Regions from separate parts of the Homo sapiens genome. Here regions 1 and 2 are each linked to region 3. Evidence: read pairs that join two places in POLR2A ChIA-PET (ENCODE). Cell type or tissue: CD4-positive, alpha-beta T cell. All regions are shown on one strand. Region 1 holds the start of ELF1 (E74 like ETS transcription factor 1). Region 2 overlaps ELF1 (E74 like ETS transcription factor 1). Region 3 has its middle 97 kb from the start of ELF1.

Region 1 (8,000 bases), 98 kb after region 3:
GACACCAGTCAGAGATTAAGCTGAGGGCCACATGCTTTTTAAAGATGTGCCATCTTTAACTTCAGCAAGATGGCCAACTGAATTTGTCACGTAAGATGGCAAAAAAGAGTAGCCAAAGGTTTAATACAACAAATAATACCTGTCTACTCATATGTGCTTGGTACTTTGTCAAAGGTTGAAAAAGACAGAAAAACAGAATAAAACCTTTCTCCTCTCAAACAGCGTATATTCTTATTCTTATTGACGAAGACACTCTTCTTAACATAGGTAAATGCTATTCAACGTTCAGCATTCATCATTCCTTCAAGATAAACTCTCCTGAGTATTCTTTCAGTCATCTTTTATCTCTAGGCAATCTGAATCTGAATTTACCTAGTCAGTGGTTGGTTCTGTTCTTTACTTCACTTGTTAACAAGCCCTGTTTTCCCAACAGGAATTTAAGTTTATGAAGATAAAGCCCATGTTCCTAGCCTTTTGTGCTTTTTGTTTTTTAGGACAATGATGGCCACACTGTGGACGATTTCGCACCGAATTGAGTTAGGGCACTCAGAAATTTAGGAGATTCAGCAGTTATGCATAAACCATTAAAAATCTGAATTTCAGACCTAGAGAATTTCCAACCACCCCAATAAAACACACCAAAAAGTTAACAGACAAAAGATTTTGTATATACCAAACAATTCTCTTATTTCAAAGGAGGAGGAGAAGATGTGACAAAGATAAATAAAATGAGATTACTATCTTATAATAAGGTCAAATTTAAGATAAGTGTAATGTTAAAGCTTAGACACCTCTGGATTTTGTAAAGTCACATGCAAAGTTTTACACATACACATATTTTAGTATAACAAGGTATCACATTAAACAATATTTGCCCTCCTAAAAGAATATGAGGCAAGGATGGGCACGGTGGCTTGTGCCTGTAATCACAGGACTTTGGGAGGCCGAGGTGAGCGGATCACCCAAGGTCGGGAGTTCAGGACCAGCCTAACCAACATGGAGAAACCCTGTCTCTACTAAAAATACAAAATTAGCTGGGCGTGGTGGCGCATGCCTGTAATCCCAGCTACTTGGGAGGCTGAGGCAGGAGAATTGCTTGAACCCGGGAGACGGAAGTTGCAGTGAGCCGAGATTGCACCATTGCACTCCAGCATGGGCAACAAGAGTGAAACTCCGTCTCAAAAAAAAAAAAAAAAAAAAAAAAAAAAAAAAAATATATATATATATATATATATATATATATATATGAGCTAAAACTAAAGCAGAAATAAAACTGTCTTTGTATCTAGAAGCTCAAATTTAATTCCCACCTCTTCATATTTCCATCTAAAGCCATCTTAAAATAAGCAGTCATGAACAAAAAAATTCTAACAGTGAAAAACAAAAAGTTGTTGTAGAAATAAAATGAATGCATCATCTTTCTGATGAAAAAGAAAACTACATTTTCAAAATCATTGGTTGATCCATTTGGTTGCAACTTATCACCAAGATTATCACCAAACATCTTAATTAAGGTTTTATTTACTCTTAAGGAAATATAGAGCATTTCAAACAAAGCATCACTTGTGACTGGCACAAGCAGTTCCAGACTGCGAAGCCCTGCCATTAGGTACTGCATGACCTCAAGCAAATCACAGGACCTCTGTGGGCCACTGTTTCTTCATCTATAAAAGTGAGGCAGTTGGACAATCTTCAGTCACTTTCAGCACTAAAGTTCTATAAATCACTAATTCTAAATTTAATTCTGATGGGTCAGTTCAAACTTACATTCAATCTTATGGAAGGAAAAACGTGGAGAGGGAAATACTTAATAAATTGTTCTGGTCTTTTCTTGGTTCTCTTCTTTTTACCCCCCCTTCTCCCTTCTCCTTGAAACTCCACTTCAGTCTCTATCACGTAAGAAAATACATAAACAATATCTATACTACTTTAACTGTACCAGCTTCTTAAATTTAAGAAACCAAATTCCTCTACTTCTCTTTAATAAATAAGATCTTAATTATGCCGCTTATTTGTGTGCCTCTTGATTTTTCTCTTATGGATCACCACCTTAAAAAAGTTAAAAAAAAAAATAGAAAAGTCTTCATTAGATTTTTCACACAGACCAGACTAGAAGTAAATACAGCTTTTGCTTACTCAAAGGCTGACTAAACCAGCAATATGCAAACAAAGATGATAGCAAATGGCTCAGCTGAATTGGTAAAATGTCCGCTGTGTCTTTCTTGTAAGACCGCAAAATTGAGATCTGTTAATATCAACAATCCTTACAAAAGAGTAAGAAATAATAACTGATTGCCTTTGTCTCTTCCCTTTAATCTGACAGGCCTTCAAGCACTTAGTAAGTGCATAGCAAATTCTCAAAGAACTAGCTAAATATCATTTTGGTCAACAAGAAATGATTTGGCAAGTTTTATATCCAAAAACTTTATTTTTTGGAATCACTGCATATTCCAATTTTATCTTCATAAATATGTTTCAGAAATAAAATACTACTGCACTCATCTTTACAGAGCACCTAGAACTTTAAGGCACAGTAGGATGTATACTTGCCAGCCAAAATCTCATAACTACAATGACAAGTACTTCAGGAAAAGACTGAGCAATCTTTTCATTTACAGAAGGTTTTTAATTCAAGGCAGGCAAATTTTAAGAACAGTAATACAAAAGGAAGGCCAATACTCATCACTTTTTCTTTTTACACAAAATTGAAATAACTACGTTTCCTTAGAAGACAGCTTTACTTCTAAGGTTGTTACTCAGAACAAGTTTTCAGTGTGAATTATAAAACTTCATTTTTTTCTAATAGTAAATGAATCATTCTAGTCTTTCTTCCTCTATTTAATATTCACTTTTACTTGTTATCTAAATAATCTAATATTCATTTTTACTTATTATCTAAATAACAATTCATTTAAATTTCCATTGGGTTTCCAAAATGAAACATTTAATATAATTTCATTAACTTTAAAAAACAGAGAGGGAGAAAAAAATAAATAAATAACAGTCAATGAGCAACACCTATGGCTGAGTTGTCCCAAAACTTCACCCTTAGCTAAAATGCCAAAACAAAGCCACTGCCCCTGGATATTTAACATCTATATCACACAGGAATAATACGGTTTACTTAACTGTAACTTCAACTACCCCAAAAAATACAATTAGGTTTTTTAAATTAAAATTTGACCTTAGTTTGCTTTGTGGTACTTAAAAACAAATAAACAAACAAAAAACCTCTTTTATTCTTAAATTACATAGAAAAAAAATCACAAAGACATACAAAATGCTTTAGCAAGAAGATCTAAAACTTTCCAGAATTTCAGTGCTTTGTTTCCCCCTAGCAATTAAGTTCAATCAGGCATGTGACTGACCACACACATTTTATCAGAGGGTTAAAGAACACATTCAGCCATGTTCTTCAACAGGTAAGAACCACCCTCTGTTTATCAGCTCAAGAAAAAGCCAGAAGCAAACATACAAAATTGTAACAAGTTACCTTCAAGTATTCTTTCTCTATCGTCTTTTGAGCTTGAAAATAAAAAGCAATCCGACAAGTTTTAGCTGTTAAAATGGCTCCTGTAGATTGGGGAAGTGGTGTCTGTGCTTCAGCTTATGAGTCATACATGAAACCAAGTGTTTCTAAGGGAGGCACGCCCATGTTGCTGTGGACCCAATTATTCTGCTAGGTCAAACATGCAAATCTGCAGGTAAAAACGGTATAGGAAAGTGGGGATGAAGAGGCAAGGAGCAAGATCTACCTTGATTAGACCATTACTAAGCTCATATTAATTGCCATAATTTAAAACTAACAATAAAATAGAGTAAGAACCTACAAGGGAGCAAAATTAAAAACTATATATTGTTTTAAAATATAAAAATCTCAATTTTTAAAAGTTGCTTTACTATATCAAATAAAACTGTGAAAGGAAAAAAGTATGAAAGGGGATGGAAGGGAGATAGCAAACTCTGTGGCTCTTAATGTAACAATGGACTGGTGAGTGTAATCTGGCTACTCATTAACCCTCATATGAAAGAGATATATTGCTATGTAGTCTGGAAAGGCTAGCAAACTACAAAGCCAGATGCAGATCTGTAAGTTCACTAAACAGATAAAATCCACTAGAAAATTCAAAGTTCAGTGGAAAAATAAGTGTGAATTAAACTGGTTTACAGAATTTTTAAAAACCCACACTCCAATGTTAGGAATTTAAAGTCCAACAAAGCAAAATGATTTTAAATAAACTGCAAGCTTGATAAAACCCTTTTAAAAAAGTATTGGTACGATCATAGTTCATAACTCTACTACTTCCAAATGATAGCTACAGTTTGACTTACCTTTCAAGCAAAATTTTCTACATGTATTTCAAGCCTCTTGTGCCAGGCACCCTGCTACAGCTCCACTGCAATTGTGGCAAGGCCAACCTAAGGGGACAACTGTGGCCAGTGAAGCTCTGCCTTCCAAGTCAGAATACATCTGACAAAGTGCCCAAGCCACTGAAATATTACTACACCTACTTATTCTGGCCTCTGGGTGAATACTTATTAATTTATTCTAAGAGCTTAAATTAATCAAAATGGCTTGAAAGCACTAAGTACTTCCAAAGCGCTTGAAATGATAAATGCAACTCAATAGATAGCCTTCGTCCTGGTATCTTACAAAAAGTAAATAGGATTTAGCAAGGTTTTCTCCCTTTAGTTAATTAGTTGGGAGTTTATTCTGGCTTACCAGAGGCATAGTTGAGAGCACAAGCTGTCACTGACTTAGGAACTTTACAAAATGCTGCAAAACAGCAATGATTGTGAACCAACTTTCTGCCTGCTGTCTATTTATTCCTTACACTGAAGATTGCTTGGTTTATCCTTTTACTGAAAAATAATCTCCATGGTTTTACAAACTGTTAATTAAAAATTTATTAAAAAGAAATATAGACCATGTTTTCTCCTGTCAAATGTCATATTTAGCTTACTTTAGTTCACTTACACAAAATGACTATTCAGAGCCCATGCACCAAGAAACAAGGTCCGCTGAGCAGTCACGGGAGATTCACTTGTTCCCTGGAAAGTTCCCCCCAGGTAATTTTCCATATCTGAAATTTATTTTAGATAACATGAATGTAAACCTAACAATTTGATTATCTTCTTTTGGCTAATTAGAAATAAAAACTGTAACAGGTAAAAGAGGGCAACAGTATTATAAAAGGATGTCAGAAAAAGTGAAATAGCTGATAATGACATTAAAAAAACCCACCTTACAAAACTAAAAATAAACATAACTTTAAAAGTATTCAGATATGAAGCCATTATATAAGGTCAGTAAGTTGTAATATTCCCTAAGTATATTACCATACACTAAGTGTCTCCAAGTCAGCATTAGTTTAAGACAGGCCTTCGAAAGCCAAAGTGTGTAACATCAAGTGTGTGAGATGTTTTATGTAGAACAGGTATCTAAAAGGATAAGCTTCTGCTATTGAGAAAATCCATTTATATAATGCACCTCATTACTTAATAATGGCAAATATTCCAAACATAATTTAAAGGAAGTACTCTGGCCACCAGTAATGTGAAGAGAATTAAAGGGAAAATAATTACACCTCTTCAACAGAAACAAATATCTTAGCTGTTCCTAAGGAGATGACTCCAGAGCTGCCATTACAATATATTATCCCTCTGCCCAGGGGTATCCCTATTAGCATTATTCTATCACCTACAGGAACTGGATCCTTGTTCTATTTACAGCCCCAATAAGTCAATCTCTGCATATGAGAGGATCAAAGAGAAAAAAAAAGGCAAACAGTTTGACACAGGTTCTAGTCAATCTACTTGGGTTTCAATCCCAGCTCTGCTACCTATTAGCTATGTAATCTTGGGCAATTACTTAACAATCCTGCATCATAACTTATTTATCTATCATTTAGCCTAATAGTATCTACCACACAGATTATGAGGATTAAAATAAGTCCACACACTGCTATCCAGACTACATAAAGCACTTTCACAACTCAAAAATAGGAAAACAATCCAGTTTTTTAAATGGTCAAATCTGAATAGACACTTCACTAAAGAAGTCATACAGATGGCAAAAAAAGTACATGAAAATATCTCAACATCAATACTCAATAGGGAAATGCAAATTAATGTGACACCACCACAACAAAACAAAACAAAAACCACCAATAATACCAAGTGTTGATGAGAACATGGAGCGACTACAACTCTCATATATTGCTGGTGGGAATGCAAAAGTTTAGCCACTTCGGAAGATAGTTTAGCAGTTTCTATAAACATACACTTATCACATGATCCAGTAATCCCATTCCTAGGCATTTACCCAAGAGAAATGAAGATATGTGTCTATTTTAAAACTTCTATGCAAATATATATAGCAGTTTTATCATTCACCAAATATTGAAAACCCAAATAATGTCCATCAATGTGTGAATGGATAAATCCATGTAATGGAATGGTATAGTATATCCATATAATGGAATGCTACTCAGCAACAAAAAAGGTCTGAATTTCTGATATATGTGACAACATGGATGAACCTAAAAGCATTAGGCTGAACAAAATAAGACTGACTCCATGACTCTGTATGATTCCATTTATATGTGACATAATGGAAAAGGCAAAACAGAAGGCACAGAAATCCTATCAGTTCTAGGGGCTGGAAATGAGGGGAGGGGGTTGACTACAAAGGAAGACAAGGAACTGTTGAGGGTGACAGAAATATTCTGTATCTTGACTGTGGTACCGGTATATGACTTATGTACATTGTCAAAATTCATAGAGCTATAAAACTAAATAGGGCAAATTGTACTGCATATAAACCATACCTCAATAAAACTGATTTTAACAAAAAGAAATCTAGGCCAGGCACGTTGGCTCACGCTTGTAATCCCAGCACTTTGGGAGGCCAAGGCAGGTGGATCACTGAAGTTCAGGAGTTCGAGACCAGGCTGGCCAACATGGTGAAACCGTCTCTACTAAAAATACGGATATTAGCCAGGTGTGGTGGCAGACACCTGTAATCTCAGCTACTCAGGAGGCTGAGGCAGGAGAATCGCTTGAACCTGGGAGGTGGAGGTTGCAGTGAGCCGAGGTTGCACCACTGCACTCCAGCCTGGGTGACCAAGCAAGACTCTGTGTCAGACCTCCACATTTTGTAACAAATATCCAAGTTCTGCACATGTACCCCAGAACAGAAAGAAAGAAAGGAAGGGAGGAAGGGAGGAAGGAAGAAATAAATCTAGTTTAGGTATATGAAATGTACATACTGTGGGTATGTTTATTTATAAAATTAGATATGGATCAAGTCAGTATATACCTTATATAAAGCTTTCATGGCTGCTCATGGAATTGTCAACATGTATATTTGAACTATTAGCTGAGAGAGATTGAGTCAACTGAATGAATTTAAATGCCAACTAAATTTCAGATACTATTTATTTCCTCCACCAAAACAGAATTTATAAAAAGAATTTATTGTGCTAGGGCTCATTTTTCCTTTTTACTGTTACCTCTTCCCTTTGAACTCAAATCTCAAAACTTCTAGTACAAAAATACAGAATACTCTAATTTCCATATCTAGGAAACTTAGGCTAAAAAAAGCTTTGTTTGAATCCGCCCCATAGGTCGGGAGCTAACATGCTATGACTATCAGAGATGGAAAAAGAAAAGATCACACCATTAAAATGGCAAATGACCAAAATCAATGTTCCCCACTATTTAAATAGAAAAATAAAATTCAGAAGACTGAGATTGAGTGTTATGAATCTTTCAATCATGCAGAATTTATTTTGTTGATGTTAATGCCTCTCAAAAATATAATCCCAGGTTCCAAGAATTGTGTAGAATTTCTACATGTGAGCTTAAACGTAAAACACAGTTAATTTTCTATGCTCTATCACTAGCTTTGTTAAACCAAATCCTCTTTCCCACTTCTGCACGGACAGGTAACTAGGTGGTACTTTTTACCACCCACAAAAAGCAGGCCTCTTAGGCAA
Region 2 (8,000 bases), 60 kb after region 3:
GGGAAGCTGAGGCAGAAGAATTGCTTGAACCTGGGAGGTGGAGGTTGCAGTGAGTCAAGATCACACCACGGCACTCCAGCCTGGGTGACGAGGCAAGACTCAGTCTCAAAAAAAAAACAAAAAAGAAAAGAAAATGTAAAGAGAGTATATACTAATTTTAGGAGTGACAGGAGTGAAGAGAATAAAGCTTTCCTAAGCAGAAGGCAAGAAAAGCCCCCAAAACTAATATTATTAATTTGTAATATTGACATATTTTATTAAAAACATTTAAAATTTCTATAGCGCACAAGATATCACATTGTTAAAAGACAACACTAGACTGGGAGAAAATGTCAATGATTCTAATGTAGTGACCATAATACTTAAAAAATTCCCACTGGGCAAAAGGATATATTAATAAGTAAATCAAAGAAAACTCTAATTGAAAATAAATAAAATTTACAAATAAACCACTTCACCACTAGTAGTCAAGGAAATACAAATTAAAATAGTAAAATGTCATTTCCACCCTAAAGACTGGCCAAAAAAAAAAAAAGGACTTCTGTTGATAATGGTTTGGGAAATACACTATTAGTAGTAGTAGAAATTAATACAGCTCCTCTTACCCCCCGCAACTTTTATTTTAGATTCAGGGGGTACATGTGCAGGTTTGTTACATGAGTATATTGCTTGTTACATAGGTGAGGCTGAGATTTGAGGTATGATTGATCCTATCACCCAGGCAGTGGGCACAGCACCCAATAGTTAGTTTTTCAACCCTTGCCTGCTTCCTTCCTTCCCCCATCTAGTAGTCCCTCTTTATGTCCACGTAACACAGACTTGTCCATCTTTATGTCCACGTAACACAGCCTTTTAAAAGAATATTTGTATTTATATTTTTAGTAAGCTCAGTAATTCTGTTTTTAATAACCCTACAGATATAATCACATAAGTGTACAAAGATACACTACACACACACACACATAATGACAAAATTATAGTGCTCCGTAAATATTAGCTATGAGCCAGACATAGTTCTAAAAGCTTTAGAAACATCAACTCATTTAATTCTCACAGCAATCCTATAACTTAGGTTCTATTATTTTCATCCCCATTTTGCAGATGAGGAAACCAAGGAACAGAAAGGTTGAGTAACTTGCCCAAAGTCACAGAGATAATAAGCAGCGGAGCCAAGATTCAACCCAGGCATTTCAACTTCAGTACCTGAGCTCTTAACCACCGCTACTACTAGGTAGATCTACTGCCTTCCAAACAAGGATGTTCACTGCAATATTGTACATCATAGCAAAATGCTGGTAACAGCCATGTCAGGAACTGTAAAATAAATAATGGGCTGCTCATGATGTAAAATATAAATGATGTAGAATCAACATACACACAAATATTTATAATAAAGTGGAAACAAATGAGACACAAAAAAGATTTAGCATAACTTCATTTGTGTCTTAAAAGCAACCTCTGTATGCAGTTTTGTATATATGTATGTTCATTTGTTCAGACATTTTTCTAAAAAAATTACACACAAAATATTAATACTTAATACTAGTTTCTTCTGGGAAGGAAAACAAGATTAGGACTAAGGGTGAAGAGAGATTTTTCACTAGTTATTTTATGTATCTTTTTATTAGGTGACTTCTTTTATTAATACAAATGGCACGTTATTGCTTTTCCATTAAAAACAAATTAACCTAATAAGCAAACAGGGAGGTAGAGCCCCAGGTTAGGTAAGATGCTAATATCACCAACAGCACTGGATCTACCCTCCTGCAAAGCAGTTACATTTGCTATGCTGATGGCCACAGACTGAAGACGCCAAAACTCACCAAGAGTTGTAAACATTTTGATGCTGATTATAACACAGTAAGATTGTCACACATTATTGCAAGAATATATAAAACATCATTAGTGAGAATCAAACTGGCTGAGTTCAAATTGTGGCTCTACTATTTACTGGCTGTATGATTCCAGGAAAGTGACTTAACCTCTTGATATCTCAATTTCCTCATTATAAAATGGGGATCAGTATTTACCTTACATGGTTAATACTTATAAAATCCTTATAACACCTGCACAAAATATAGATTCATTTTGTTAGACAAAAACAAATAACTTAAGAAAATACATATATGTACATGCTGATGTTAAGCTAACAGTACCATCTCCCTTTCCAAAAACATAAATAACCTCTGCAAAACAAACTAAGTATATCATACATAGTAAGTGTATAAGTGTTGTTTTGCAAAACTCTTTTTAGGCTATGTAGACACATGTATGAATATGGTACCATAATGTAAAATTCACTTCTCTCATGTTCCAAAGAGTGTCAAATCCACTATAACTAGAGCATATTAGTGAGTGGCTTAGGGCTTTGTCCTCTGCTGCTACATCCTGAGATCAAACCTCACCACATCAAGCCTAGCATCTATATACAGCATCTTTCATTTAAGAGGGCTGCATAGTAAACACACTGTTTCAAACCTTAATATACACACAAACATCCTGTCTTAAACCAAATTCAAAACACCTTTCTTCCTAAAATATATTTTGTATTGTCTCTAGATTAAATCCATATCACTATTAATATATTTTTAATCAAGACTAAGCAATTCTCTCCCTGAACCTGTTATCCTCCCTAGTCAAAGCTCATCCTGCTGTTAAGGCAACTTAATCCAAATCCTCACCTTTTGTAGGTTTATTTATAAACTTTTTGTTCTGTCACTTCAATGGACAACACAGCTAAAAAAATTTTAATTTTATAAAAATCATTAAATTCACTCTGCCAAAAGTAAGAATTTTATTATTTGTAGTAACTATGTTTCCAGAATAAAGGCATTACATATTATAATTGGCCTATTAAAATTAGGTGTTGAGCATTAGGCTTATTTCAGTGATAAATCAACTTTAGGTTGGTTCTCAAAATATTTTTCCTAGTACCCTGTCTGAGTCTCTCCAACACGTACACTATTTCTCCCATATCATGTCTTACATTCCCTATATAACTTGTTTAAAATGAAGTTAATTGTAAAGTCCCAAGAAACTCTAGCCTCGTTCCAGTTCTTTTGTGTGTGTGTGTGTTGTGGGGAGGGGGGAAGGAGACTAAAATTAATCTTAGATCCTTTACTCAGTATCTCCTAGATCTTTTTTATGTACTGAAAACAGTAATTTGCACATCTTATATAAATTCACTGAAAGCCGATTTAGAAATTCTTCAGTTCAATCCCCTCATTCTGCAGATGATGAAATCTAGATCTAGAGAAGTTAAGTAACTTCCTCAGAGTCACATGCTTTGGACTGAAATGATGTATGATTATGGGACCGCTAACGTTGTCTCATCTACTTGAAGAAGTAGCCCATGATTACAAACATTAATTAACCACATACATTAAAAGGCAGTATATTCTCTAGAACTTTTCAAAGTACTTAAAAATAATTACTTAAGGCATTTAGTGTTAAGTCTCATTTTACAAAAAAACAAGCTGAATCCCAAAGGTATTACTTCCTTGTTACCATATCAAAGCTAAGGATAAGACTTATTCTTCATGAATTAACTGGTGCTTAAAACATAGTATAATATTTCCTCCAAATATTTCATCTATAAATTTTTACTTTCAATAAAGTTTCTCTCATTGTCTTTTAAAGGAAATAATTTTCTGATATGAATAGAAAAATCATAATAAAGTCATTAAAATGAAATTTTCTCTGAATCTCATACCTGTCGTTCATCCTCCATGACGTTACTAGCAAATTCAAATACTAGGTCGTTCTGTTGGACAACAGCAGCCATAATAAAGCATTCCCCTTAGATCCACATGAGAAAAATTCCAAGAAGATTCACGTATCAGGCAGCAAAATCCAGTGACTGATTTGGGTAAAAAACCCTCAGCTCTGTCTGTGGAGTAATTGTATACCCAAGTTTTCTTTAGGGAAGGTGCTTCAGTTTTCCTGGTTCATTGATATTCTAGTCAAATTGAGACAATTTTTCTGAAATTTTTCTTCTCTCAAGCTTCTTGGCCTAAAAAACAAAAGCTCAGATTAGTTATGAAAAAGCAATCACCCACTTAGGATATAATAACTGATACAGAGGGCAGTATCGCTAAAGCATTTTTTTATTATTAACGTTTTTAAATAAAATCGACACGACTAATGCACATACGCTCTTTTTTAAAAGTTACATATTTTATTTGAACAGTTTGCTCCTGCTAAGATCATCTGTCACTACTGAAAATTATGCCTCTCTCCCCCACTCTCCAGTTAAACTACTGTTAAAAGTACTCAATATTAAAAAAAAAAAAAAGGTCAAAAAACCCCAGCAATAATGAGGGTTGTAATCGCAATAAAGGATATATAAACAATTTCCTTCTTTTCACCAACTCAGCAAAGCACATACATAGAAACTGCTACCCAATGAGTAATTTCACAACGTATATATTTTCACCTTTAAGAGGATTTATATAAGGATTTAAAATCAAATACATTTAAAGTTTAGTAAGAAGTATTTTTAAATCTTTTAAAAATAAGCAGAAATTAAAGCCCACTCTTTCTGTTCTTTAAAAAGGCTTCTGATAAGTAAAATGTTTTAAAAATTACCATGCTTAAGCCTGTCTTCAGTGGCTTCTTTTTTAATGCACTGAAATGTATCCTTATCTCTAGTATAGGCTTGCAAGCAACAGGAAGGAAACAGCACTTGACCACGTCATGGCAAATTAGAACATGCAAAGAACTGCACTTTACAATAGTAGAAAAACAGAAACGCAACTTAGTAGTGAAAACAATTTCACAGCGAAGGGACAAAGGCTTTTAAAATGTCTGCCAAAGATGTTTGCCTATTTAAAAAAAAAGTTATCAATACTAACAAAAGGAAAAAATTCTTTAGGTGTTTATCACAATCTTACTACATTTTCATCAAATGATTATGGCCTGAAAAGAAAGATACAAAAATAATCACATTAAATAACATTAGTTCTTTGAATTAGCATTTACAGTTTTATTACAAACACTTTAAAAAAGAAGTTGACTCCAAGGAAAGGATGGCCAGTAATTTCCTAATAATTTTAAAGAGACAAGTCTGGGGATGAAGCTGATCTAGTGAATCAGTTTCCCTGAAAACGTAAATCCAGCTAGTATGTGTCAGCCAAATCACTTAATCGGTTTCCTAATTTCTGTAAAGCCAAGTCCCTATGTGTCCTGGGCTTTAGGGGTCATCATGGATGACTGTGATTTTCCTAGCAAGAACTCAAAATAAAATAAGAATTAAGAATCCAATTCAGATGATATTTCTACTCACTACACTAAATTCCAACCCAGCAAATTTCCCACTCTCATCCACTCCCTTTTAACAGGAAGTTTAACTCCAACACTGGGAAAGTATTTTTAGCACATTCAGGTGGTTTTTGAGCAATGTACCATATCTAGAAGAGGGAAAAAAAAAGTGTTTTGATTTAAATTGATCACAGATAGATACATTTGGCCTTGTACTTATTATTATTTATAATACCTTTTTCCTTAAATTATTATCCAACCCAATTCCTCTGTAGTAGACCTGCCTTATGTTCCTCCACACAAACTATTCAGTCTTGCCTCTTTTCTCAACTTCTGTTATTTCCTATGCCTGCAACACACCCATCTTCTACTTGCCAGCATTCAATCCCATCTTTTCCATTCAATGCTCAAGCCCCATTTATTTCACAAAGCCTCCCAACATCTATGCCTCAAACTACAAGGACTGCTCCCTTCAAAAACACAGCAATTACTGCCCGTACAACCAATTTAGCATGAATTGTAGTACATTGTCTTACATTTGAAAACTGTGTCCCCTTAATTCAACTGAATACATGTTTGAGTACCAATTATTTGCAAGGCAATGTGCCAGGCACCAAGACAACTGAAGCAAAACCTCTTCTGGGGAAATAACCATTGTCTAAAATTTCTTCTGTACCTCCCAAACCTGTGTGCCCACAGTGATGACAAAAAGGATTATATTGATGACAAATACTGTTTTAAATATCTTATCAGGCCAGGCATGGTGGCTTACACCTGTAACACCAGCATTTTAGCAGGCTGGTGGGGAAGGAGTCACTTGAGACTACACATTCAAGACCAACCGGGGCAACATAGCAAGACCTCGTCTTTACAAAAAATAAAAAATTAGTTGGCTGTGTTGGTGTGTGTGCATTTGTGATCCTAGCTACTCAGGAGGCTGAGGCAGGAGGATCACTTGAGCCCAGGAGTTCAAGGCCGTAGTGAGCCATGATTGCCACTGTACTCCAGCTTGCATTACAGAATGAGACTCTGTGTTCAATAAATAAATATCATTAGATATTTAAGCTATTTCTACAAATATCCTTTATTTAAAAAAGAATAACTGATATACTTCTGATAAAGAGGAAACTATTATCACAAGCTTGAAAAACGAGAGTAAGAAAACATAACCAGAATCAAGGGATGTTTGCTGATACAGAAGTTTCTCTGTAAAAGATTAGGTTCCAGAAGGCTATTTCAAAACCCATTTGTTCATAAATGCAAAATGACATTGTGCCAATGGCCAGTGTGAATACGTCTAGGTAAATTTAAGTTTCACTTTCTTTTCCACTGCTGTCATGTACCTTTTCGTACCAGCACTTCCACACTGCTACTGTGCTTTAACAGTTGTCTTTCAGAAATCTAAAAAATCAGGATAAGCAACCAACATACCCACACCTTATACATACTAACAACTAACAGTAATAAATCAAAACTGAAATGGCTCCCCACAATCACTAAGCCACTTATTGCAGCAGAAAAAGACACTTTTGCTCTGGCATGTAGCTTTTGCTTATTTCTATAGAGAAGTCCACAAACTGAAAATGTGTAAGCAAAGAAAAGCATTTTACTGGCTCAATCATGTCTTTGATTCTCTGTCATCTTTCCTGCTCCTCTTCCTCTCCCCTGTGTACTTATATACTCTTCTGCATCAAGGTGATTCTTGAGAATACATTTTCTGATACCTGATCCAGAGGGAGCACCTGTAGATATCAAAGATTCTTATAATCTTTGATTACAAAGCCCAGGTATCTTACAATTTTTTCAGTAACAGACAAGACTGAAGATCTAAATCAATGATTCCATTTTTAATTAGTAAATTGGGGTGGTCAAGTTCTCACGGTCTACAAGCAAAACAGAACTAAAACTAGAATTCTTGTTTCCTAAATCAGGACTCTCTCTAAAACTGTAATATACAGCTGGGCCTCTAAAATCCACCAAAGTCCTTTCTGCTATAACAGTTTATAACACAGATTAAGTAAACGCATATGTAAAAAATTTTTAAAATCTCCATCTCTAGGTTCAGCTTCTGAGCTCCAAATCCAGTCACTAAACTATAAGACAAGTCTACATCAGTGCCCCTTGAAGTCAGTGTGTAAAAAACATGTCCAAAACTAAATGCATCATCTAATTCCTCAAATACGGTCTTAGATGGAAAAAAAATATGGGCACTCGGATTAGAAAAAAGGCTTCTGTTCTAACCTAACAAATTGAAAGGTCCTCAGTAAATTTAAAACTTGTTTAAATTTACCCATCCTTAATTATCTATTATAGTCAGGAAGCACTCTGCTGTATTAATAGTTCTCAAACATGTTTTTTTCAAAGTGTCAGTCTTTATAAAGTAACAAGGAAAAACATAAGTGAAACTACTTCTTCATCACACAGACATAAGCGGTCAACTTATTTGCACAGTTTTCAGAGGGCATCCAGGCAGACATCTACCAGATAATAAAAAAATCTTAGGCTGGCTCAGATGTCTCTTAATTGGGTGAGGACCATATTCTTATTCTCCAAGGAGACATGCCACAGGAATACTTAGCAACAAGGTTCCTAACCTGTCATCCCCAAAATAAGCTTTGGAGTTAAAGTAAAATAGTAACACAAAGCAGTTCAGAGAACAGGCTCTGGAGTCAGACCGATTGGGTGCCAATCTTCTGCAGTGTGACAGAAGACTGGACAAGTTACTTGCTTGGTGTCTCAGT
Region 3 (8,000 bases):
GAGTTTCAGACCAGCCTGGCCAACATGGTGAAACCCCATCTCTACTAAAAATACAAAAATCAGCTGGATGTGGTTACACGTGTCTGTAATCCCAGCTAATTGGGAGGCAGACGCAGGAGAATTGCTTGAACCTGGGAGGCGGAGGTTGCAGTGAGCTGAGATTGCGCCACTGCATTCCAGCCTGGGTGACAGAGCGACACTCCGTCTCAAATAAATAAATAATTTGCATTTCTAATATGTTGATGCTGCAGCTCATCTGAAGCCCACATCTTTAAGGACCACTGTTCTATAGCACTAGACTAAAATTTGGGAAACCTGTGTCCTGAGGTCCCCCTTCTGCGTGTAACTGGTGTGTCTCTATGACAGATCACTTGGATTTACTTGGGTCTCAGTTTTCTTTTTAAGAAATGGGGTCTCTTTATGTTGCCTAGGCTGGTCTTGAACTCCTGATCTCAAACTCCCAGTCTCGTGATCCTCCCACCTCCGCCTCCCAAAGTGGTAGGATTACAGGCATGAGCCACCACACTCAGCCAGGTCTGCTTTCTTATGTACACTGTGAAAAGGAAGAGTAAGAAGTACTGGACTACATGAGTCATAAGGACTTTTTTTTTTTTTGAGGCGGAATCTCACTCTCTCACCCAGGCTGGAGTGCAATGGTGTGATCTCGGCACACTGCAACCTCTGCCTCCCGGGTTCAAGCGATTCTCCTGCCTCAGCCTCCCAAGTAGCTGGGATTTCATGCACCTGCCACCATGGCCCAGCTAATTTTTTGTATTTTTAATAGAGACGGGGTTTCACTACGTTGGCCAGGCTGGTCTCAAACTCCTGACCTCAGGTGATCCACCTGCCTCGGACTCCCAAAGTGCTGGGATTACAGGCGTAAGCCACCAAGCCTGGCCCATAAGGACTTTCAGTAAGAATTTGCACTTCTGATGAATTGCAGGTAATCCTGATACTGCTGGTCCAAGAGCCACACATTAAAAACCAAGGTACTAGTGCTATCCATTAGTGCTATCCACATGACTATTCTATGCAATTCTACTCCTAGGTATATACAATCAAAAGAAAGAAATGCATGTGTTCACCAAAATACACACAAGAGTACTCACAGAAGCTTTATTTATACTAGCTAACAACTAGAAATAAACAAGATGTCCAATAAGAATAAATTGTGCTATACTTACATTTATACAACATATATTTATACAATTATACAATGGAATATTACACAGCAATGCAAAAGAACTACTGCTTCACACAATATGGATGTATACTCATGTAATGATTAAAGCAAAAACAGACTGCCTACATTGAACGAACCACCTACTATATGATTCTGTTTATGAGTCAAGAACAAGCAAAATGAGCTGATGGTGATGAAGGTGAAAACAGGAGTCAGCAGGACAGTAAGAAGAATTGCTGGCTGGGAAGGAGCATGAAGGAACTTTATAAATGGAGATGCTCTATATCTTGATCTGGGTGGTGTACATATACGTAAAAACTCATCAAACTGTAGAGTTAAAATTTGTGTTATTTACATATTATCATATATGTCTCAATAAAAAATTTAAGGCTGGGCACGGTCATACCTGTAATCCTAGCACTTTGGGAGGCTGAGGTGGGCGGATCACCTGAGATCAGGAGTTTGAGACCAGCCTGGCCAACATGGCGAAACCCCATCTCTACTAAAAAGTACAAAAATTAGCCGGATGTGGTGGTGTGCACCTGTAATTCCAGCTACTTGGGAGGCTGAGGCAGGAGAATCACTTGAACCTGGGAGGCAGAGGTGAGCCGAGATTGTGCCATTGCACTCCAGCCTGGGTGACAGAGTGAGACCCCGTCTCAAAAATAATAATAATAATAAGTAAAATAAGATGGAAAATGATAATGAAGTTCATTATATTAATATTCTTTAAAAGCAACTTTTTTTTTTTTTTTTGAGACAGAGTCTCTCTCTGTCACCCAGGCTGGAGTGCAGTGTCATGATCTCAGCTCACCGCAACCTCCGCTTCCCAGGTTCAAGAGATTCTCCTGCCTCAGCCTCCCGAGTAGCTGGGACAACAGGTGCATACCACTACACCTGGCTAATTCTTTTTTTGTATTTTTAGTACAAACAGCGTTTCAACATGTTGGCCAGGCTGCTCTCCAACTCCTAACCTCAAGCGATCCGCCCCACTTGGCCTCCCAAAGTGCTGGGATTACAGACATGAGCCACTGCGCCCAGCCTAAAAGCAACTTTTATATAAACTAGATTTCCAAAGGAAGCACTAGGCCTAACATGACAATTAAGAAATGTAAATTCAAAGTAATAGCTATCTAATATAAGGAATTATGGAGAAAAATTCTCACTGCTTCCTGTAACATTATCCCAAAACTGATCCCAGAAGACTTATTGCTGGTATCTAAAGGTCTATATATTTAGATTCAAAAAACATACCTGGACCCCAAAAGGCCTTACAGGACCTGGCTCCTAGTTTCCTGTCCAACCTTACCTCCTAATCAAATGGGCCCTCTAATAAAAAAGGGCCTTTTTGCTGCTCCATACACAGGCCCACTTCATTCCTACTTCAGGATCTCTGCACTGGCTCTTGGTCCTGACTGGAATGCTCTTTCCCCAGAGGTTCCAAGCTAATTCTCTTGTTCCTTCAGGTCTCTGCTCAAATATCACCTTAACAGAGCCTCTAGTACCCTGTGGCACATTTCTTATAAAAGCCATAGCTAGAAAAGACGCTGTCTTGCCTCAAATTGTTAACCTTACTTATGTTAGATCATAACAACAAAACAGGGTTTCCTTTTTTTCTGTGCTTTAAAGCAAAAAGAAACAAACAAAACAAAAAACAAAAAAGATCTCCTGTTAAAATTCTGTGACCCACAGCATCATTTATCTTTAGCTTAGTCTCTTCTTCAACTCTTATCAACTCTTGCTCTTTTACATTCCTTTACAGCTTTATAGTTTGTCTTCACTGCACACCTACAAGCAGTGATCTCTAGGTTAGCTAAGTATATAACTAAGACTAACCCATAGCAATGAGCGCCTTTGCACACAGCAACTCCTAAAAAATTTTTTGATAAATAAACAAATGAGTGAATAATGAACTATGACAAGACATCTGGAAAGTTTCCGGGACGTGAGGGAAGAGGTTTTTGTTCCAGTAGACTGACTTCATACCGACACTTTTACATAAGAATGGCAACAATGATTGTCAAAAGAAAAAATTAATTTTCATCGAGCCCAGAGTCCACTTTTCTCTTCTAGTCATTAAAAAAAAAAATCCTTTCAGCCCAACTGCAGATGCCAACCATGCTCCCAATAAATAGAGGAAGTTTTTCTCAGAAGCTTCAGGAATGCAAGAGTCTGGAAGTGGAAAGGGCAAGACAGGAGTCTGAGGTAACGCGGCTACCGTGAGAGAGAGAAAGGAGACCGAGAATCTCAATACTGGGGCTGAGACGCAGCATCACTAGAGCCTGAGTCCTAATCAGGCGGTGCTGGAAGGAGGCGGGTCAGCCGGGAGTGGAGGAAGCAGAAAAGGCTCTCCCACCTCTAACGCCGCCTGGGGGTCCTGGTCGATTAGAGCATCTGAGAAGCTCTGGAAAAACCTGTCAGGAAAACAACGACTTCAGCAGGGCCCACTAACCAAGGAAAGGGGTATAAAATAAATAGCAAAGGGAAGGAAAAACACGCACCTCTGGGATGCTGCAGGTCCTGCGGCAGCCGCCGCCATTCCTCGTAGTCAATGTTGCTGCCGCCGGAGCTGCTACTATCGCGCTCAGCAGCTCCGCCACCGACCAAGGGGGAAAACTTCTGCAGAAACATCAACCGAGCTTCCGTCTTAAGCAGCCAACGAGCAGCCACGCAGCGTGCTGCTAGCGGGACGGGAGGCGACACGCGGGCGCGTGGCCGGCTGGGACAGTGGAGGACCGAGTCCTCCCAGCCCGCAACCCGGCCCGGGACCTGCGCTCCCAGTCCCCGCCCATCGTAGCCATGTTTACGGAGGCCTGGGCCTACAGGTTCTCCCTCTTTTCCACCGCGCCCACGTCCGCGGGCACTCCGACCGAGCCTCCAGGAGTAGTAGCTCAGAAGCACTTTTGTAACATACTGTTATCCCTCAAGAACGTGTACGCGCAGGGGCGTTTCCTTGTCCGTTAATAACACAAGCTACAGGCCGAGCGTGGTGGCTCACACCTGTAATCCCAGCACTTTGGGAGGCCGAGACGGGTGGATCACGAGGTCAGGAATTCAAGACCAGCCTGGCCAAGATGCTGAAACCCCGTCTACTAAAAATATAAAAACTAGCCGGGCGTGGTGGCACGCGCCTGTAATCCCAGCTACTCGGGAGGATGAGGCAGGAGAATCCCTTGAACCCGGGCGGCAGAGGTTGCAGTAAGCCGAGATCGGACCACTGTACTCCAGCCTGGGCGACAGAGCAAGACTCCGTCTCAAAAAAAAAAAAAAAAAAAAAAAAAAAAAAAAATATATATATATATATATATATATATATATAAAACACAAGCTACTTCGAGCTCCGTTTTCCCTGGGTTTTATCATGGCTTTCGTCTCCGTGATGTCACTGGCGGCTGCGTGGTCTTTTCAGTGAACAGAGGGGCCTGGATGGCGCCTGGATTCCCGCGATCATTGCGCTGGGAATGGAAAAGGGCTGGGACTCGCTAGAAGTCGTTCTGACCTAGCAGCGGCTAAAAGCCTTCTGGTGCCCGGGGAGACGCGCCCGGCGCCCGCGTACTATTCATTCCCTTCCTCATAACTCCACAGCCCAGGCTTTCTTCTTAGTGGGCTTCCCAGATCAAGAAGGAAAACCTTTTCTATACGAAAGCACTGAGGGGCGGAAGGTGGCCTGAAGTGATCTCAGGGCCGCTTTGTTTCCCAACCCAGTCGTTCAGGTCCTCCCTCAGCGCCCTTTGACCCATGCACATCCCATGGGGAAAGCTGCCAGCGCGTTCCAGGGGTGGGGTCAGATTGAGGAGCTGGAGGGAGTGGTCTTTATCTGACTTTATACCACTACCAAACTGTGTTAATTAACGTAGCTTTATAATAAGTCTTGAAGTCCTTTATTCTCCCAAGATTGCTTTGGCTTATTCTAAGGCCATTGTATTTCTAGGTGATTTTGGAATTAGCTTGTCAGTTTTAAAAAAAACAAAACTGCTGGGACTTGTACTGGGCTTGCATTGGATCTATAGATCTGTTTGGGGATAACTAGTATATTAACAATATTAAGTCCTTCAATCCATTTAAGTGGCCGTTTATTTAAGTGGCCTCTAATTTCTCCTGGCAATGTTTTGTAGATTATACACATATTTATACTTTAATGCAGCTGTGTTTGGATAGACTGCAGTATAGAGATCAAACATATCTTTCATTAGATTTCTTTTTGAATAGTGTTTTGAATGCGATGTTAAATAGCATTTTTTAAATATTCTCGTTTGTTGTAAGACTATAGAAACGCTATTGATTTTTACATATTGATGTTACATTCAAGCATCTTGCTAAGTTCCCTTATTATTTGTAATACTGTGTAGAGTCTTTTGGAATTTATGTGATGACAATCTTGCAATCGTGAATAAAGATGGTTTAACTTCTCTGTAATCTTTATACGTTTTAGTTTTGTTGCTGGCTAGTATGTCCACTATTGAATAGAAATAGTGATAATGGACTTCCTTGTCTTGGTTGTAACATCAAGAGGAAAGCATTCAATATCAAGTGCTTTTTCTGCCTTTATTGAAATGTTCATATGTATTTTTTAATAATAATATGTTATATAGTAATTTTAAAAATATTTTTAATAATAATGTTACAATGTAACCAATTACATTGGTTAATTTTCACTTGTTATCTAAATGGCCAGTTGTCCTTCCAGATCCCCATTGATTCCGATTGGGATGGTACTATAGGAGAGGCAGAGCCAGCTAAGGAGATATAAGGTTTATTCAGGACTTACATACAGGGGTGGTCCAGTGGTGGTGGGGTGGCCTGGAGAACCACTACTGTTCATAAAAAAAAGCATGTAGTCTATATAGCATTTTCACTTAGCACCCTCCTTCTAGCAACCTCCATTTAACCCAAAACAAAGGGCCTTGCTCCACTGTACAGCCTGTGTTCTAAGAGATGGAGCAGGGGTGTGGATGTCTTTCATAGATAAGGAGTGAATCTTAGTGTTGGCTACTCCTGGCTTCCTTAGCCTAGGACTCCAAACACACTTAGAATAGGGTTATTCTCAGTATGCTCCAGTTATGGCTCAGCCATACACCAAGGTGTGTACACCAGCCCCTGCCATGCACCAATATGCATATAAATATGAATAGCCTCTGAAAGGGCAAATTCCAAGATTGACCTATAGGTCCAACATGAAAAGTTCTATATTAATAGCTATGTCATGGCCAGGCGCAGTGGCTCACGCCTGTAATTCCAACATTTTGGGAGCTTGAGGTGGGTGGCTCCCTTGAGGCCAGGAGTTGGAGACCAGCCTGGGCAGCATGACAAAACCCCATCTCTACTAAAAATACAAAAATTAACTGGGCGTGGTGGTGAGCACCTGTAATCCCAGCTACTAGGGAGGCTGAGGCACAAAATTGCTCGAACCTGGGAGGCGGAGGTTGCAGTGAGCAAGGTGGCACCACTGCACTACAGCCTGGGCAATAGAGTCAGACTGTCTCAAAAAAAAAAAAATAGCTGTATCATGGACATTGAAATTATGAGATTCCAAAACTACCACCAGAATGGCTTAAATTAAAGGACTTCCAATACCAAGCATTGACAAGAATATGGAGCAACTATATGTTTCATATATTGTTGATGAGAGTTTAAATTAGTTGATCATTTTGGAAAACTGTGTGACACGGTATTAGTCTGTTCTTGCATTGCTATAAAGAAATACCTGAGACTGGGTAATTTATAAAGAAAAAATGTTTAATTGGCTCATGGTTCTGCAGACTGCACAAGAAGCATAGCAGCTTCTGCTTTTGGGGAGCCCTCAGGAAGCTTCCAATCATAGCAGAAGGCAAAGGTAGAGCCGGCATCTTACGTGGCAGGAGCAAGAGCAAGTAGGGTGGGGGGAGGTGCCACACACTTTTAAACAACCAGCTTTCCCAAGAACTCATTCACTGTTGCGAGGACAGTACCAAGGGGGATGGTACTTAATCATTCATAAGAAACCCACTCCCATGATCCAATTACCTCCCGTCAGGCCCAACCTCCAACATTGGGTATTATAATTTGACATGAGGTTTGGGTGAGGGCACATACCCAAACTATATCAGACACTATCTACTAAAGCTAGTTATACACATAACATACTGCCCAATAATTGTACCACTGGGCATATACCTGAGTATTTATGATCATATACAAGAATATTCATCGCAGCATTATCCACAGTAGCAAAAACTGGAAATAATCTAAATGTCCTCAAATTGGATAAAAAAATTACATAGCAATGAATAAGAATGTACTACTACTATACCAAACAATATGGATGAATCCTATATACATAAGTTGAGGTAAAGAAGCCAGACAGAGTATATCATGATTGATTTCATTTATATGAAGATAAAAAACTGTAGTGAGAGGTATCATAAGGGAATCTCCTGGTTGTCAGGGAGGGTGGGGAGCAGGGGCATGAAGAAACCTTCTTGGATGCAGGAAATGTTACATATCTTGATCTGGCTGGTAATCACAGAAGTGTATTGAGACATAAAATTGTATCAAGTTATACACAAGATTTGTGCAGCCTGGGTGCAGTAGCTCATGCCTGTAATCTCAGCACTTTGGGAGGCCAAGGCAGAAAAATTGCTTGAGCCCAAGAGTTCAAGACCAGCCTGGGCAAGATGGGGAGAACTTGTCTGTACAAAAAATAAATAAATAGAAAGCATTAGCCAAGCATGGTGGCATGTGCCTCAGCTATTTGGGAGGCTGAGTCAGGAGGATCGCTTGAGCCCAAGAAGTTGAGGCTATGATCATGCCACTGCACTCCAGCCTGGGCAACAGTGCG

What was found. Peaks named below come from ENCODE experiments on the same cell type or tissue, not always from the same donor. Only the 100,000 strongest peaks of a DNase experiment are listed, where the experiment ranks them.
Region 1: POLR2A ChIA-PET joins it to region 3 with 15 read pairs; 15 of 35 experiments call an interaction of 5 or more read pairs at or near these places.
Region 2: POLR2A ChIA-PET joins it to region 3 with 11 read pairs; 11 of 35 experiments call an interaction of 5 or more read pairs at or near these places.

Annotation. Positions count from the first base shown.
Region 1 is chr13:41,015,735-41,023,734 of GRCh38, forward strand. It overlaps ELF1 (E74 like ETS transcription factor 1), which reads right to left and starts at 3,582. Exons shown (of 9, transcript NM_172373.4): 1 at 3,494-3,582. RefSeq lists an enhancer at 3,467-3,576. In CD4-positive, alpha-beta T cell, no CTCF peak of the experiment used is centred here; DNase peaks (open chromatin) are centred at 1,617, 2,197 and 3,617; H3K4me3 peaks cover 3,751 bases; H3K27ac peaks cover 3,359 bases.
Region 2 is chr13:40,978,271-40,986,270 of GRCh38, forward strand. It overlaps ELF1 (E74 like ETS transcription factor 1), which reads right to left. Exons shown (of 9, transcript NM_172373.4): 2 at 3,713-4,012. The coding sequence starts at 3,784. Among named protein-coding and RNA genes, the nearest start is that of ELF1, 37 kb to the right of the region's middle. RefSeq lists a silencer at 1-46 and enhancers at 6,123-6,192, 6,612-6,891. In CD4-positive, alpha-beta T cell, no CTCF peak of the experiment used is centred here; DNase peaks (open chromatin) are centred at 2,401, 3,291, 4,701, 6,581 and 2 weaker places; H3K4me3 peaks cover 7,794 bases; H3K27ac peaks cover 7,954 bases.
Region 3 is chr13:40,917,935-40,925,934 of GRCh38, forward strand. It overlaps the pseudogene TPTE2P5 and the pseudogene SUGT1P3. Among named protein-coding and RNA genes, the nearest start is that of ELF1, 97 kb to the right of the region's middle. RefSeq lists enhancers at 3,789-4,375, 4,019-4,068 and a silencer at 5,979-6,273. In CD4-positive, alpha-beta T cell, a CTCF peak has its summit at 3,757; DNase peaks (open chromatin) are centred at 3,857 and 4,737; H3K4me3 peaks cover 1,599 bases; H3K27ac peaks cover 969 bases.